2 separate regions of the Homo sapiens genome follow, and region 1 is linked to region 2. Evidence: read pairs that join two places in POLR2A ChIA-PET (ENCODE). Cell type or tissue: Panc1. All regions are shown on one strand. Links, peaks and the distances in the headings refer to the core of each region. The heading gives the core; the rest is flanking DNA.

Region 1 (7,856 bases), core at 1,842-6,841, 220 kb before region 2:
CTCCACCACCCCACAAGTGGGTCTCAGTGTTCAGAAGCTGATGACTGGTGTCGTGGTCATCAGGGTTGTTCACCAAGTGTTTCTAGTTCTCCCACAGGCAGATGGTAGGATTAGCCTTCTCTGCCCCCCTGGAGTTAAGTGACCCTGTGACTCAATGAAATATGTGCCACTTCGTAGTGGAAGCTTTAAGTACTATTCTTTAATTTTCTGTATTCTCTCTTTCCTTTGTCACAGTGACCTCAATGCTCCAAGTGATGGTTTTTCCACCAGCCTGGGTTCCCAAGTGTGGTAAACAGAGGCCAGCAGCCCCAACCACCCATGTGATGTGGGGCTTGCTTATTTCTTAGCATAGTGTAGCCCATTCTGATGGGCACAACTGGACACTGGAACATTGCTTGCCTTAGTTATGCTTGCCCAAGGCAAGAGCCAAAGCAGTGGGAAGATAGCACTTGCTGCAATTCCACTTTCCAAATCCCACATCCAGGGGGCAAAACCTGATTTGCATCCAGAATCATAGCTTTAGAGAAGTCTGGGAAATGTAGCTTTTAGCTTCCCAGCTTCTGTGATACTAGGTGTCACTCCCAGTGGATTGATACCAAGGGCCCACCCTTGATATCACACCCACCACAGCATACCCACCACAGCAAACACACCCTGGGGTTCTAAGGGTGTTCCAGCTCAAAGCCAGGGAGAGAGGAGTCTGCAACCTGATAGTTGGGCTGGGTAAAGGGACTCGAGGTACAAAATCACATGAGATGGACTTGGAAGGGCAGGTGGAGGGGAGAGAGCCGGGTTAGCCTTCTACCTCAAATGAAGACCATGATAATACACAGAGAGGGAGAGAGAGACTATGTGTTCTATGTGATGCCTGAGAACATTTCAAGGACCCTAGGCCTAGCTGATTGAATATATTTTGCTTTATAAGTATTGCTTTGTAAATTATCAAATGCTGTGTGAAATACTTCCATTAGACTATGAGCTCTGTATGGGCAGGGAGCATGCCTCATTCATCTATGTACCCTTCACATCTAGTACAGTGTTGGGCACATAGTAGGTGCTCAATAAATGTTTTATGAAGGAAAGAATTTGCCAATGTTCCACTGAGAAATTATCTTGGAGAACTAGACCCAATGTTCCCAGTGTGGTCTGACTAATCAGAACCTGGTGGGAACGCCCCTCCCTGGGTCTCAATATTATACTTCTATTAACGTGGCCCAAGATTGCATGATTCTCCTTGGCAGCCACACTGCACAGATGATTCATATTGAGCTTGAGGTCAACTGGAGTCTCTGGGTCTGTTTCACATGAGCAGCTATTAAGTAAGGCAAGGCTTCCCCATCCTGTCCATATGCAGTTGATTTTTTGAACTGAATGCCTTATGTAACATTTCATCCTGCAGAGTTATAGTCCATCCTTCAACTTCTCAAGATCTATTTGCATCTTAAGTCTTTTCATTCAATAGGCTATTCATTTCTCTTAGAGTTGCGTCATCCACAATGGTGTCGCAGAGGAGTTCTCTATCTCTATGCACTTTCATGACAAAAATGCTGCACAAGTCAGGCCACCAGGGACCTCCCTGCATGTGGATGTCAACTTTTTAATCAGTGTAAATAGAGAATAATCACTTAGCCATCTCTGATTCTGTCCACAAAATGGACAGACTGTCCCAAACTGAAACAATGAAGTATACAGAACTCCCTTGATCTCTGGGACCTACACCAGAAGGGGGAATGAGTTCATTCGGGAGCATTTGCCTTTCACAAAGCCACACTGGCTCCTAGAGATCCTCACATTCTCTTATGGGCTGTCAAAGACATTTCTTGGTTTATCAATATGTATCAAGAATCAGGAAGATGTTCAAATTATCAGAACTACTAACCCACAGCAAAGTTAACAGCTGTTATCTAAGAGTCCGGAGGCAGGGAGATGGCTGAGTGGATTGTGAGATATCCTCTCCATGGAACAGCATGTGCACCATTACAACAATAATTCAAAACACTTAAAAACCCAAAAAACTATGTGGTGAACACAGACAACAAACTTAAATAAAATGTGAACTCAAAAAAGCAAGCTACATGTTTATGTGCACTCCACGAAGGAGGATTTGTAAAGTACTATGCATGCATGGGGAGGATTCAGATATTGTACAAATTGGGTGAGGGAGACCAGATGATGGGTGATTTCTCCTCTCTATTTTGCAAACTTTTTCTACAGAAAGCAGCTTCTGAGGCAGAGGTTGAGTGAAGGCATTTTCCTGGGGATAGTGGCCCAGACAGAAGGCTGGGAATGAAGTGGGGAGTAGGGAGGGAGCTGACCTCCAGGATAGATGGCTGGTTGCTAGGTCCCCTGGCATTGCCCAGGAAGGCACAGGAAATGCACCTCAGGGCTGCCTGCCTTGGGGGACAGTGGGGAGCATTTCTCAGCTTCTGCTTCACGTTGCTCTGAGGTAGGGGCCATAGAGCATTAACTCTCTGGCGATTCCGGGTTATGCATGTGAGGAGATTCCTGGGGAGCCCCTGCCGCAGCACCCGCAGAGAAGCCCTGGGGGTGGGAGGCACCCTCAAGTGTTGCTCACTGATGGTGCAGCAGAGCTGGGGTCAGAAGTCAGGCAGGGCTGAGAGAATCCAATGCACTGTACAGGATGGATCTGACCTAGCTCTGCTAATGATTTTATAAATACAAAAACCTGCCCTGTTCTATGGCTGGAGATAGGCTTCCCTGTCTCTAGCTTCCAAAATCTATCTTGAAAATCAAAAGTCTTTATCCATCTCTGGTTTCCACCTTTCTTCTCTTATCTAAGGGGTTTTGTAGGTCATTTCTCTTGGAGCCCAAAACCCAACTCATGGCAGTCTATTAGAGTGACTTCTGTGCTCTCCCAGACCAAGCCAAACTTCTCCTGGGTGTCAGGTGGCCGCCCCCACATGCACACTGTTCCGAGGGAGGCTTGCTCACTCTCCAAAGAAGACAGGAGCATTTTCAGGAGGCAAGGGTTCAGCCATCCCTCTCATCAAAAGCCCTCGTAAGTTTTGAGGCATTCTGCCCTGGGGTCTGCCTTCTTGACACATTTGTACCATCTGATCTGAGGACTTGGGTTTTTTTGGTGGGGGAGTTATTTTTGTTCTTGGCTGTATGCTGAATTTCCCTTCTCCCACCACCCTATTTCTTGTTTGGTGGCGGTGGTGGTTTTTGTTTTTTTGTCTTGGATTTTTCAAGGGGCCACATTGATCTTTTGAGTCATCTTCTTTGGGCCACTATATTCTCTCTACTTGAAAGCAATCTACTTTCTCAAGGTCCACCCTACACAACTGGTGTTGCCACCACTCCCTTCCTGTAACATTGTGAAGGATGATAAAGTCCTTTTCTTCCCACGCCCCTGTCATTTTACCACTGTGCCCCTCTTAGTTGATCAGAGTTCAGTGTATCCTGCCAGTTCCACTTGTTGCTTTTTGAGAGATTAAATTATCAGCCGGCAAGAATGTAGCAGTCATCCTGGCTTTAGCAGATGTCCTTGTAACTGCAGTCCCATCACTCTGGCCAGGAGCTGGCTTCCGACACTTCAGGGCCTTGATCTTGGACTTGGAGACATACTTCCCCTTCACCTTCCACAAGAGGGCCAGGAGCTCTCAGCCCCCAAGGAGGGGCCTGGGAGAGAAAAGTTGATTAAAAGGCTGTTTTCTCAGAGCAGGTCTTGCAATCTGTTGGAAGCAGAGAAGTGGAGAGTGCCAGGCTTCAAATCTCGGATGCACCACTCACTGGATGTGATTTGGGACAAGTTACTTAACCTCTCTGGGCTTCAGTTTCCACATCTGTAGTTGCTAGAGCTTTCTTGATCTTTCAAAAAAGTGTCAGGAACTGTGGTTTTCCACAAAGCCACCATGACTTCTGCCTGGCTGACAGCAGTTGCAAGATGCCATTGACTATGCCCTGATTTCAGAGAGGCTAAAGTGAAAAAAAAAATGTGCATCTTAGAACCAACGAAATAGTGTAGTATCTACCCATAGAGTTGCTGTGAGAATTACATAACTTAAAATATGCGTAGCGCCAAGAGCAGTGACTGGCACATAGCACCATCTGTGTGTTAGCTATTTGGCTACTGAAGAGAAGAATGGCATTGATGAAGATCTCTGAGGAATGGACGATGAAATGACTCACTCTCCATGGTTCCGCTCTGTAGAACAGGAAATCAACTGTCCAGGGAGGTGCAGTCCCAGCCCCTCTTTCATCCAGACGTATAATGTGCCATGTGACTAATTCTCACCAATGGTATATGGGGGTCTCTTCTGAGCTAAGGGATTATGAAAAATAGTGTGCCTTCTCCACATCCTGCCCATCCACTGGATAATGGAGAGGCCTCTGAGACCCTGTGGGACAAAGGAGCGGCAAGAGGGAAGAAACCAGGATCCCTGAGTCACCACGTGGAGGAAAGTCCTCGGTCAGCCAATAACTCCTACCTTGGATGGCCGTATAAGTGACAGACGAACTACAGTTGAATGAGGCACTGAAATTCAGGGGTTAATTTATGCCAGCACCTTAACTAAACACACACCAATGTGGGCAGCTGTGGGGAGGAAGGGCACCTGTGGTGGGAGCTTGGAGAAATGGAAGAGTGCAATGAACTACAAAGTCAAGGGCTCGCTCAGCATATGCCAGTGCCTCAGAAAACAGTTGACAACATCCAGCCCACCACTCGCCTCCCCAACGCAGTGCTGACTTTATATTGAAGTCTTCATCAACAGACCATTCATTCAACATGTAATACATCTCTACCATGTGTTAGCACGAAGTCCCAGCATGACGGGGCTCTGCTGGGTGTGGTCCCAGCACGGCCCCCCGTCCTGTGGTCAGGCCCCCTCCCCGCAGCCCATACATCATCCTGATGTGCAGAAGAGACCCCATTAATCACAACACCTCATTTGCCAATGTGACTTCCTCGGCTGTGTTCCGCCAGGGAGGGAGGCCCTGCCGTCCTGCGGTGGGTGGGTGGCTGTCCGGGACGGCAGCCTGCACCCTGCAGATGGACAGCATGGCTTCCAAGCCTCAGTTCTGGGCCCTAGAGACAGGCTTCCGGGGGCATCTGTCTGTGATGGGGTCACGGAGGCAAAGCTGAGAGGTTTCCTCAGGAAGCTGTCAGGAGACCAGGGGCTACTCCAGCTCCACCTGGAAGGTTGCAAAACCCCAGCAGCACTACCTGAAGTGAGCTCTGAGTTTTATTTCTTTTTTGTTTAAAAAAATAAAAAATCCAAACACAAAAGGGTTTGTCTGCATTTTCATTCAGTATGTGAATATCAAGATTAAATGGCCTGCGGCTGCTCCTCTGTTCACCTCTCAGATCATAAAACCTCCACAGTGACTGAAAGCAGGAGCCCATCAAGTGGCTTTCTGTTTCCCGCTCTGTCTCCCCAGGGCGAGTTACAAGGAGTCCAAGTTACAAAGTGCAGGCTCCAAGTGGCCTGGCCCCAGGTGGCCTCAGAAGTCCCTGGAATGAGGTTCTCAGAATCCCAGGGCCACAATTGAGTGTGACAGGTTGACCCACGTGGATCCACATTTTCCAAGGTGCCCCTTCTAGGCGCCCAGGCAGGGAGCTGCTGAGCAGCCCCTTTCCCCAACCCCAGCACTTGCCTGGTCCAGCGGGTGGGCTCTAGACAGGGAGCTGGAAGGACTGTCCAGAAGAGAGTGGCCCCGCCTGCTGGTGAGATGAGCCCCTCTCATGCGAGCTCCGTCTCCTCTCACCCCTCCCCAGGATGGCTCCACTGCAAGCCCTTCACAGTGATTCGCACCCATGAGCATTTTACCCAACAAAATGTTACAACCTGGGAAAGATGAATTTGCTCCAAAATACAAAAGAGAAAAATTGGAGATAATAAATATTTAATGAATGCATTCAAATTTTATTAATTGTTCAATTTCATCCTCATGAAAGTTTCTTTCCATTTGAAAACAATTTGTACCTTCGATTTTCTCGCCTTGTACGGATGTCTGGGTCTGATGATGGCTGGGAAGTCGGAGCCAATCGTAAACTAAGCGAGTAAACTTAAGCCAAATAATTTCAAAAGCAAAATTATAAAAATTCTTTCCAAGTATTTTATAGCAAAATAATTCCATTTAATGTGGGATGTGGGTGCATTTTAATTCTTTTATATACTCTGGGGTGGGACCTACAAAAGTTAGACTGTCTGGTTCCCAGGAAGGCCCCACTGCTTTCCCTCTTCCTTTCCTCTCTCCCTCCCTCTCTCCTCCTTTTCTCTTTGCTCCTCAAAATCCTTTCCCTCTGCAGTTTTAAGGAAGTATCAAAGAATCTCCTGCCAAAAATGTTAATTTTTATAAAGATTGATTTGTTACATTTCTGAGGTCTCTCCTGGAGAGAGTCACTGGTGCTGATAGGGATTGCTATTTTTTGTCTCTTCCAGTCCCTCAGCTATTCTTACGAACAACAGTCCACTGCAGTGGACACTTCCTCACAGCAGAAGAGCTGAGGAAACTGCCCCTGGCTCCTCTGTGGCTGGCTGGCCACCTCACTCCGGCTGTAGGGTACTGGGCTAACGCCGTAGGGCATGGAGTCAGTGAATTTGGAGATAAGCCTAAGGGCTCAGCCAGCAACCAATCCATATGCAACCTGCGGTTTGGCTGACAGGCCCTTTTTCAACCAGACAGGTTGGTCACCCAGCAGCCTAGCACCTTTTTGCCAAAATGCTCGGCACCCCCAGGGCTCACGGATGGCCTCCTGTCTCCCAGGAAAACTTGCCTTGAGCACCTGAGTGACTCATGGGGCGGACTCATGAGATGCGGCCCATAGACCCCTCAGCAGGCCTGGCCATTCACAGAACCTAGGGTGCGGCTGAGAGAGCTCCTGGCTCAGGAGAGAGGACCCAAGGATACTCTCTGGAGGCCCACCTGGGACCTTCTCTAACAACCCTGGGGAGGGCCAGTTGTCTCAGCCTGGGGGAGCAAGTTCCAGATTATTTTCCAAGGGCCTCCTAGGAACTTAGCTACACCTAACTCTGCAGTTCCCCTTGCCAGGCCCCTCACCCCCTGTACCCCAAATGGCAACTCTTGAACAGCCCTGCTCTGCTGCCTCAGCCCAGAGTCTCTGTTCCAGCAGCCTCCTCCTGCACTGCTCAGGGCCCCAGCCCCACACCTGGCTAACTCTCCTGTCTTCTTCAACACTGAGCTAAGTTGCCACCTCTTCCCAGCTCCTTCTAAGGTACCAGGAAGGCTTCCCCAATCAACTCTCCTCTCCCCCAGGCCAGACTGATATATAGATAGATGATGATGATGATAGATAGATAGATAGATAGATAGATAGATAGATAGATAGACAGACAGATAGATAGATAGATAGATAGATAGACAGACAGATAGATACATATATACATACATAGATTTAATTGTCACCTCCATCAGACTGTTAGGACACATAGGGAGCATTATCTGTCACTGTGCTGCCCCCATTCCCAGCACAGAGTTGGGCACACAGTAATGATGGATGGGTGGATGGATGGATGGTTGGAGGAGGGCAAGTCTTGGGTCGAGCAGGAAGCTGGCAGATGTCCAGGGGTCTAGAATTAATTGCCAGCAGCTGCTGTCTTCAAACCTCCCCTGGATAGTGTGGGCTTTTGTGAGGCCCAGCGACGAGGCTTGGGGGCCAGATGATTTCCAGTTTTGCTCTGCCCCTCTTCTATCATCTTTTGGGTGACAAGTGTGAGTGTGTTCTCATCTAACCAGGAATATGAGGCCCCAGACCATCTGTCAGCCAGCACGAGCTCTGCCCTTCCTCCCCAGCAGCAGGGACAGGATGGAGAGGGTATGCTGTGATGATTAAGGAGCAGCCTCCAGTGCCAGGCCACCTGAGCGCCAGC
Region 2 (7,856 bases), core at 1,420-6,419:
AGGTGCGGTCGTCTTTTATGGTCGAGCTGTAAGGATGAAATAAACCCCAGTCTCCCATAGCGCTCCCAGGCCTATTAGGAAGAGGAAATTCCCGCCTAATAAATTTTTGGTCAGACCGGTTGTCTGATCTCAAACCCTGTCTCCTGATAAGATGTTTATCAATGACAATGCGTGCCCGAAACTTCATTAGCAATTTTAATTTCACCCGGGTCCTGTGGTCCTGTGATCTCGCCCTGCCTCCATTTGCCTTGTGATATTCTATTACCCTGTGAAGTACGTGATCTCTGTGACTCACACCCTATTCCTACACTCCCTCCCCTTTTGAAAATCACTAATAAAAACTTGCTGGTTTTGCGGCTTGTGGGGCATCACAGAACCTACCGACAATGTGATGTCTCCCCCCGACGCCCAGCTTTAAAATTTCTCTCTTTTGTAGTCTGTCCCTTTATTTCTCAAACTGGCTGATGCTTAGGGAAAATAGAAAAGAACCTACGTGAAATCGGGGGCAGTTTCCTCCGATAGGCAGTAAATTACCTCTTGTGCATGAACTCCTTGGAGTGAGGAATATATCATTTGCAAGGACAAATGCAAGGAGAGGGCCCATTCTGACCTGTGTGAGAAGGTCTGAGAATTTTATGTACATCCTTCGAGTGGCTGGTTTCAGAGCGGGAGATGCATTCACTGACTCAGCACTCACATGGGTGAGTCAGCAGACACCGGCCTGGGGGCCAAGAAAGCCAGGCTCTACAAAACAGTTCTACAAAACAAGCCAGTTGGCCATAAGGAGGTCACTTTTACTTTCTGGGACTCAGTTGCTTCTTCTGTTCAGTGGGATATTTGGACCAAGTGAAGTTCACATCCATTTTAACCCCACGGTCCCTGTTGTTATGCATTCACGGAGTGCAAGGGTCCCCAAGGAGCATAAAGAGGTGGCACTCCCCTTGAGAAAGCAGGGCCACTCACAGCACATAATCAGAGAGCACTGAGGAAGGTCAACTCAAGGCCAAAATCCCTCGCGCAGAGACACGGACCACAGGTGCTGAGAAGAGTTGCCCACTGAAGCTGGGCTTGGGAGCACACGTGAACTGGGGTGGAAACAGGCGGTGTCCCCCTGGCCTCACAGTCCTGTGAGCTCACAGAGGCTCTTCCGGCCTATTTTGGGCATGGGCCTGGAAGGCGCAGCTGGAACCAAGGGTGAGACTGGAACCAAGCTGGAGAGAGGTGAGACTCGAGAGTTTAGATCTGAAAGCCCACGGGCAGGCTGAGCGCAGAAGCAGGCCAGCAGCGAATGGGGAATCTGTGGAGCTCAGTGGAGTCAGATTTCTGGCTGGGTGCTGTGTCCACTCCCCTGGGTGGGGCCCTTTTGCTGGATGTCGGAGTTAAGTGTGACCATCAGACACTCCCCAGTGGCTGAATGTCCAGTCTGTAGACAAAGCTTAGCAGTGTTCTGCCACCAGGCCTATGTCCCTCCCCAGCAGCTATGCTGGGTTGACTCCAGCCAGTGAGCTGATGAAACCCAAGTCTGAGAATACTGGCTGCTCTGTGCCATCTGCCCCGCTCCATCATCCTTGCAACTGGTGGGGTAAGATGGTTGGTCCAGGATTGGGTGGTTTGTGGCTGGGCCAAGAAAGGGAGGTGGGAGTTAGGGGTTGACTTGCCCCAAACTGACCCCCTGTGACCTGGCGTCTCAGAGAGAGAGCTGGCCTCCTGCAGGGCTCCCCCAAAACTAGCCTCAGCCTGGTGCTGAGGCCTGAGGACCAGGGCAACCAGTCCTGGAAGAAGGTAGCAGAGATGGAGCGGGTGTCCCATGCTGAGAGCTGCAGCAGCCTGGCCCCATCAGAGGCAATGGACAGATGCTTTCCTATCCATGCAGCCTACGAGCCCCACAGTCTCAGTCCTTCCAGGCTCTGATTTCTGGCCCTGCTGGGTCCCTGCATGCTGCCCTAATGAGACCAGCAATGAGGACTCGCAAAGCCCAGCTGTCCCTGTCTCTGGAATTTCCCAGTAATCAAATGCCCCCGAAAGCCCAGTGAGTGTGTGCAGCCGGGTCACATTTTCGTTTGCTTGACAGGAGGGGAAAACACGTTTCCCTGTGGGACATTGTCTGCCCTGGGTTGGACTGAATCTTTGTTACTGAGACACCAGTTCTGCTAGTCCCCCACCTAAGTCCCCTCAGGTCTGTCATGACCCTCAACTTCCAACCCCTGGGAGGATGGCTGGCAGGGGAATGAGGCTCACCAGGAGCCGGGGCTTCCTCAGGCGTGCAGTTAGGAAGGCCAGAACCACAGCCGGAGCTGCAAATGCCCCCCAGATCAGCAGGCCTAGCATCCCAGGCTGGCCTGGTGGAGGCTCCCCAACCCTCCCAGCCATCTGGGAAGGCCCCCTCTCTCCAGGTCCTCATGGTGAGGCTGACAGTCACATGCCCCCACCCCCACCCAACAGAGCAGGCACAAAACCCCACCAGCTAATCTAGTCACCCCTCCCCACTCACAGCCAATCGTTCTTCTGTGGGGTTGCATGAGGACCAGAGAGAGAAGTCCCCCTTCCACCAGGGCTGCACAGACAGGGCAGCCCATGGCCCACCAGTGTCCTCCCCACTCAGAATGGAGCCAGACAGAGACATTTGAGGACCAAGAGATAAAGCCAGATCGAGCACCTGGGGGGCTCCCATTTGAAACCAGGAGCTGGCACTGCCTGAAGCGGGAGCCCCTGATGGACTCGGCGGCTCTGAGCCAGTGAGGACTTGTTTCCAGTTCCTTGTCTTGACTGACGGCAAGCGCCCAGGCCTTTGCTCTCCATAGCTGCCGCTGTATTCCCCAGCCTCACCCTCCTCAGTCCTCCACGCAGCACCTGCGGCTCTGCAGCCCTGGGCCAACACCATGAGGACCTGGGTCCTGGACTGGCTGTTGGACAGCTCCGAGGCAGAGGCCCAGAATTGGCTGCTGGGGCACCTCCCATTCCCAGGAGAGTGGGTTGCCCTGGAGCAAGGCTGCCTGGCCTCCTCAGGGAGACCCCAGCCCCTGTCTCAGGAATGCAACTTTCTGTGACAAGCCCACTCCATGGCACAGACTCCAAGCCCTCGCTCCCTGCCCAGACGCTTCGCTGGCTGAGATTGCCCGCGCTCTGCTTTCTGCACACTGCACAGCGCTTCGGCTCCTTAGCTTGAAGGTTTGTGATATTTCTTGTTGGAATAAAATGCCAAACCAGAACTAACGGTGGGACAAAGTGAGCTGTTAGGAAATGCCTCTTTGAGCCACAGCACAAAAATTAGCACAGCATTTCCAATTTTCTTGTGAATTGAGGAAGCAGGCACCTGCGAGGTCCCGTGTGGGGTGGGAGGGCCAGGGGTGGCTCTAAGCCAGCACTGAGGGGAGCAATTCATTCAGTCACCAAGTGGGCCTGAGCACACACATGGCTCATGTCAGCTCAGGCTGGGGAGAAGACCAGAGCAGAGGGCCTCGCCTGTGGTTTGAAGCCCAGGTGCCAGAGGCTGGCGTATCCAGGACAGAGGCCCGTGCCCCTTGCTCTCGGGGAAGATCTGCCCAGGAGCAAGATGCCCAGAAGTGAGATTCTGAGTGCTCCTCCAGCCGCAGCCCCTCGGCGTGTTGTGACAGGGAGGGGCCGAGGCTGGGGAAACCAGTCAGCCACTCTCTGTGAGTCAAGCCTTTGGCAGGCGGCCCCCAGCCCCAGGGCATCTCTGACTCAGCCTGCTGACTGACAGACTAGGAGCTCTATGGACAGGAGGCAGTGAAAGTGCCGGGAAAGGGTGGCACCGAGGGCAGAAAAGGCTCTCAGCTTCCCCAGAGAACTTGAATTGAGCTCCCTTCGAAGCCTGGCCCTGGGGCACCCTCCACTCCTCTCTCTCCTCCTCCTGGCACACCCCCTCTGTCTGAGAGCCTGAGCCTGTGAGTGCAGCCTGAGGGGCAGAGAAGCACACTTCTCAGTCTCTGGCAAGTGAGCAGCCCAGCGGCCCCCCTACTCCAGGGCAGACATCATCCTGCCCTCCAGAGGACCCGGCCCTCCAGTGAGGGTGGGGCTGATGCTGAAGGCTGAGGAAAGATCACTTCCTGGCCTTCAGCCCTTCCACACCCTCTCATGGGCCCCACCCCACTACAAGTTCTCTCCAAGCACTACTCAACACAGGCTTGGGGCCAGCCCTGACCCCCAGGTCGTTTTCTTAAGCATGTGTGCCTCATGGCCTTCCCCCACCCTGTAGAGTGCTGCAGGTTTGGCCCCTCAGGCCACACATGCTCATTTCTCCAGTTTGAGCCCGCACTTGCCCTGACTCTTCTCTATGTTCTCTCCCTCCTCCCAGCCTCCCAGGCACTGTCCCCAGCCTGCCAGGCACTGTCCCCAGCCTGCCACTGCCAAGGAGCCCCCAGGAGCACCCTCAGCCCCAGGGCCACCTGCAGGCCAGAACAGGGGCTGCAGGAAGCTGCACTTCTTCCGGCTTTCTCAGGGCCCAAGGAGGGGCCTGCTCTGTCCCCTTGTTCAGCTCCTTCTCTGCCAGCCCTACAGGAAGGAAAGGAGGCCACGCCTCACAGCTTGTGCCCCAATCTGGAGCTTCTGCACCCGTGCCCCAGGTCCATGGGGCCCCACCCTTACTTGTCTTCACTCTGAGCCTGGAGAGGCCCAGGACTTCCAGAAAGCTGCAGGCCAGGACCCTCAGCAGCTCCTCCCCATTCTGGGAGAAAGCCCCAAGACAGCCTCTGAGACGACTCTGACTTTCTAGCTGTGGAACGTTGGGCAAGTCACTTAGCACTCAGAGCCTCAGTTTCCTCACATGCAAAAAGGGATAATCGAGCCTGGGATATAGTAGAATGATGAATCAAAATACTCTCTTATTAGTTACTATTACTGACAGTTGGTCTGTTTTGACTCACACCTGTAATCCCAGCACTTTGGGAGGCTGAGGTAGGAGGATCACTTTAGGCCAGAAGTTTGAGACCAGACTGGGCAACATAGTGAGAACCCATCTCTACTGAAAATTTTAAAAATTAGCTGGGCATGTGGCACACGCCTGTGTTTCCAGCTACTCAGGGGGCTGAGACAGGAGGATCGCTTAAACCCAGGAGGTTGAGGCTGCAGTGAGCCATGATCATGCTACTGCACTTTAGTCTGGATGATAGAGTGAGACTCTGTCTCTTAAAAAAAAAAAAAGAAAAAAAAGAAAGAAATACTTGAGGTTGGGTAATTTATAAAGGAAAGAGGTTTACTTGGCTCATGGTTTTGCAGGCTGTCCAGGAAGCATGGCGCCAGCATCTGCTCGGCTTCTGGGGAGGCCCCAGGGAGCTTTCACTCATGGCAGAAGGTGAAGTGGGAGCAGGCGTGTCACACGGTGAGGGAGGGAGCAAGAGGTGGGGCCGGCTCCTTTTTAAACAACTGGATCTTGCATGAACTCGGAGAGTGAGAACTCACTCATTGCCACAAGGAGGGCACCAAGCCATTCACAAGGGATCTGCCCCTGTGACCCCAACACCTCCCACCAGGCCCCACCTCCAACACTGGGGGTTACACTTCAACATGCCATTTGGAGGAGACACACATCCAAACCATACCTCTGACCTAAATATAGAGCACTGATTCTGAACCTTAACTGATGATAACATCCCTGGACCCCTTTTGAAAGTGATGGAAGCTATGAACTCTCACCTCCAAGAAGGCACAAAAATAAAACTCGTAAATACAATACAGGTGCAAAGACCTCCGAGGGTGCAAAGGCCTCCTGAGGCCATCCAGGAATCCCAGGTTCATGGCCATCTGGGTCATATCCACTTTGGGGCTCTTACGAGCACTCCTGGACTTCCACACGTGGGAAGGGGATGCAGGGTCATTTGAGGATGGAATAGCGAGGTCAGCTTGATGTGCTTCTGCCGAAGCATTTTCCAGAGCTGTTCACTGTTTTCTACACCCATCGAGTGTGAGGAGCACTTACTGTGGCTGCACTTTTCACCTTTTGCCCCCTTCATGCATTCCTGTGTTCTTCTCACAAGGGCCAGCGTTGGACCCACAGACCGCAACACTGTGCTGGGAGGAGGGGCGAGCCCTTTGCAGGCTCCTGGAGACTTTCATCAGGAGTTCGCCACTGTCCAGCAAGGGCCTGCTGGGCAGCAGACACTGCTTAATTACATTGTCTCATTTAACCCCGTCCAGTGTTCTTCAACACTGAAATGATTCTCCTGCGTGGTGGATAAGAAAACTGAGGCGGATACACCAAGTTCTTTGCTTAATAGAGGGAACAGGCTTTAGGTCACACCAGACACAAGGAACATATCTACAGCCAGAGAATTAGAGACCACCAGATGAGATGCCAGGCCTTGGCAGGGAACTCAAAAGTGGCAAGAATTAGGGTGGCTTGTGAAGAAGTGAGAGCTGGTGGTCTTTTAGACAGGCCACGTATATAGGGCCATGTGAAAAAAAATGGAACATCTTCCTACAGGAAGCCGTACCTGATTTACTCTATCCCACATGAATAATTTCTCTGCTTTGCCTTCCTGGTTATGCACTCAATTTATGTTGAAACTTTTTGGGTTGAGTTTTATAAATATCATTGATACCTGGAGCGGACACTTAAGGCATGATCCGTCTCTCTAGCCACCCCACCTCTCCGCTGCCTTGTTTGTGCTGAATGATCCTGTCTCCTGGGACGGAGCTAACTAGCCTGGAGGAGAACACAGCTGGACCAATCAGATGCACTCTTCTGAGAAACCGAAGTGGGAGACTGGGAGATCCACCGCCAACAAGCCACTGGAGCTGAGTCACATTGATGAGAAGGCAACACCACAATCTCCCATTACTGGGGTCTCCAGGGCAAACCACTTTCTATGGCTTTGAGTTTGGGTCTTCCTTGGAGTCCATGAGACATCCAGAGTCCTCCCAATAAATTCCTTTTGGTGCTGAAGCTACTGCTATTTAGTCTCCTTTACTTGGAATTGAAAGACTCGGAACTGATCTAACTTTGGAGCAGGAAGGAAGCTCACATCCACCTCCTCACTTTTCAGATGAGAGAACCGAGGCCCAGAGAAGAGAGTCATTGATCGAGCACCTCACAGGTAGAGGACGTCAGAGACTGGACTGGACCGCCATCCCCAGATGCCCTGTGCAATACCCACAGTGTCAACTCTGAGGATCACAGCAGGGCTCCCCACACCTGCCTCCTCCAACAGCAGGAATCTCTCAGAGGGAGCTGGGTTAGGCAATGAAAGAGGCGCGGTGGGAAAGAGGCCTGGGGAAGAGGCTTGGAATAGCTAAGTGTGGCGTCAAGTACATATTTGTACTTAGAAGTTTGTAATGCTTTTATAACCAACCCATGCCCTAACTGGGGTTTCAAGTTATTCATGGGTTGTGGAACTCAATCAAGACTTGAAATATGAAATTAATAAAGAAGAGCCACCTGGCTGGTGACAGGCAATGATATGTGGGTTGTGTCTTGAGTTGACACCACAAGTTCGGCATCTGTTGGTGTGAGCCACCCACCCTTGGGAGGTGTCACCAGGTGACAGCCCTCCAAGAAGGGGTTAACGCATCTTTTCCAGCCCCCTAGCAGGCTGTAAACAACAACAAGCAGGTCAGAACTTGAGGATAACTTTTCATTCTTGCTATCAGCCCCAAAGGATATCCCAATTTTTTGGATGAACTGAGATTTGGCCTGATGAACCTTTGCTTGGGATGAAGGTACCTTTGGGTAGGACCTGGAAGTTTAGTTGGAAAGTGTGTGGTGATAGGATTGGGCTGGCCCATGCCCCTTCTCTTCATTCTCTTATCTCTTAATCCATTCAAAGGGATGAAAAACTGGAAAACTGGTTCTAAAACCTGGAATGGGGAATAAATAAGGGAAAGAAGGGGATAAAGAGATG

The links. Peaks named below come from ENCODE experiments on the same cell type or tissue, not always from the same donor. Only the 100,000 strongest peaks of a DNase experiment are listed, where the experiment ranks them.
Region 1: POLR2A ChIA-PET joins it to region 2 with 8 read pairs; 2 of 35 experiments call an interaction of 5 or more read pairs at or near these places.

The regions. Positions count from the first base shown.
Region 1 is chr2:71,888,909-71,896,764 of GRCh38, forward strand. No RefSeq gene overlaps it. Among named protein-coding and RNA genes, the nearest start is that of CYP26B1, 260 kb to the right of the region's middle. RefSeq lists enhancers at 4,433-4,934, 4,935-5,434. In Panc1, for the core only: no CTCF peak of the experiment used is centred there; no DNase peak of the experiment used is centred there; H3K27me3 peaks cover 601 bases.
Region 2 is chr2:72,111,897-72,119,752 of GRCh38, forward strand. No RefSeq gene overlaps it. Among named protein-coding and RNA genes, the nearest start is that of CYP26B1, 32 kb to the right of the region's middle. In Panc1, for the core only: a CTCF peak has its summit at 4,415 (motif pointing left); a DNase peak (open chromatin) is centred at 3,695; H3K4me3 peaks cover 529 bases.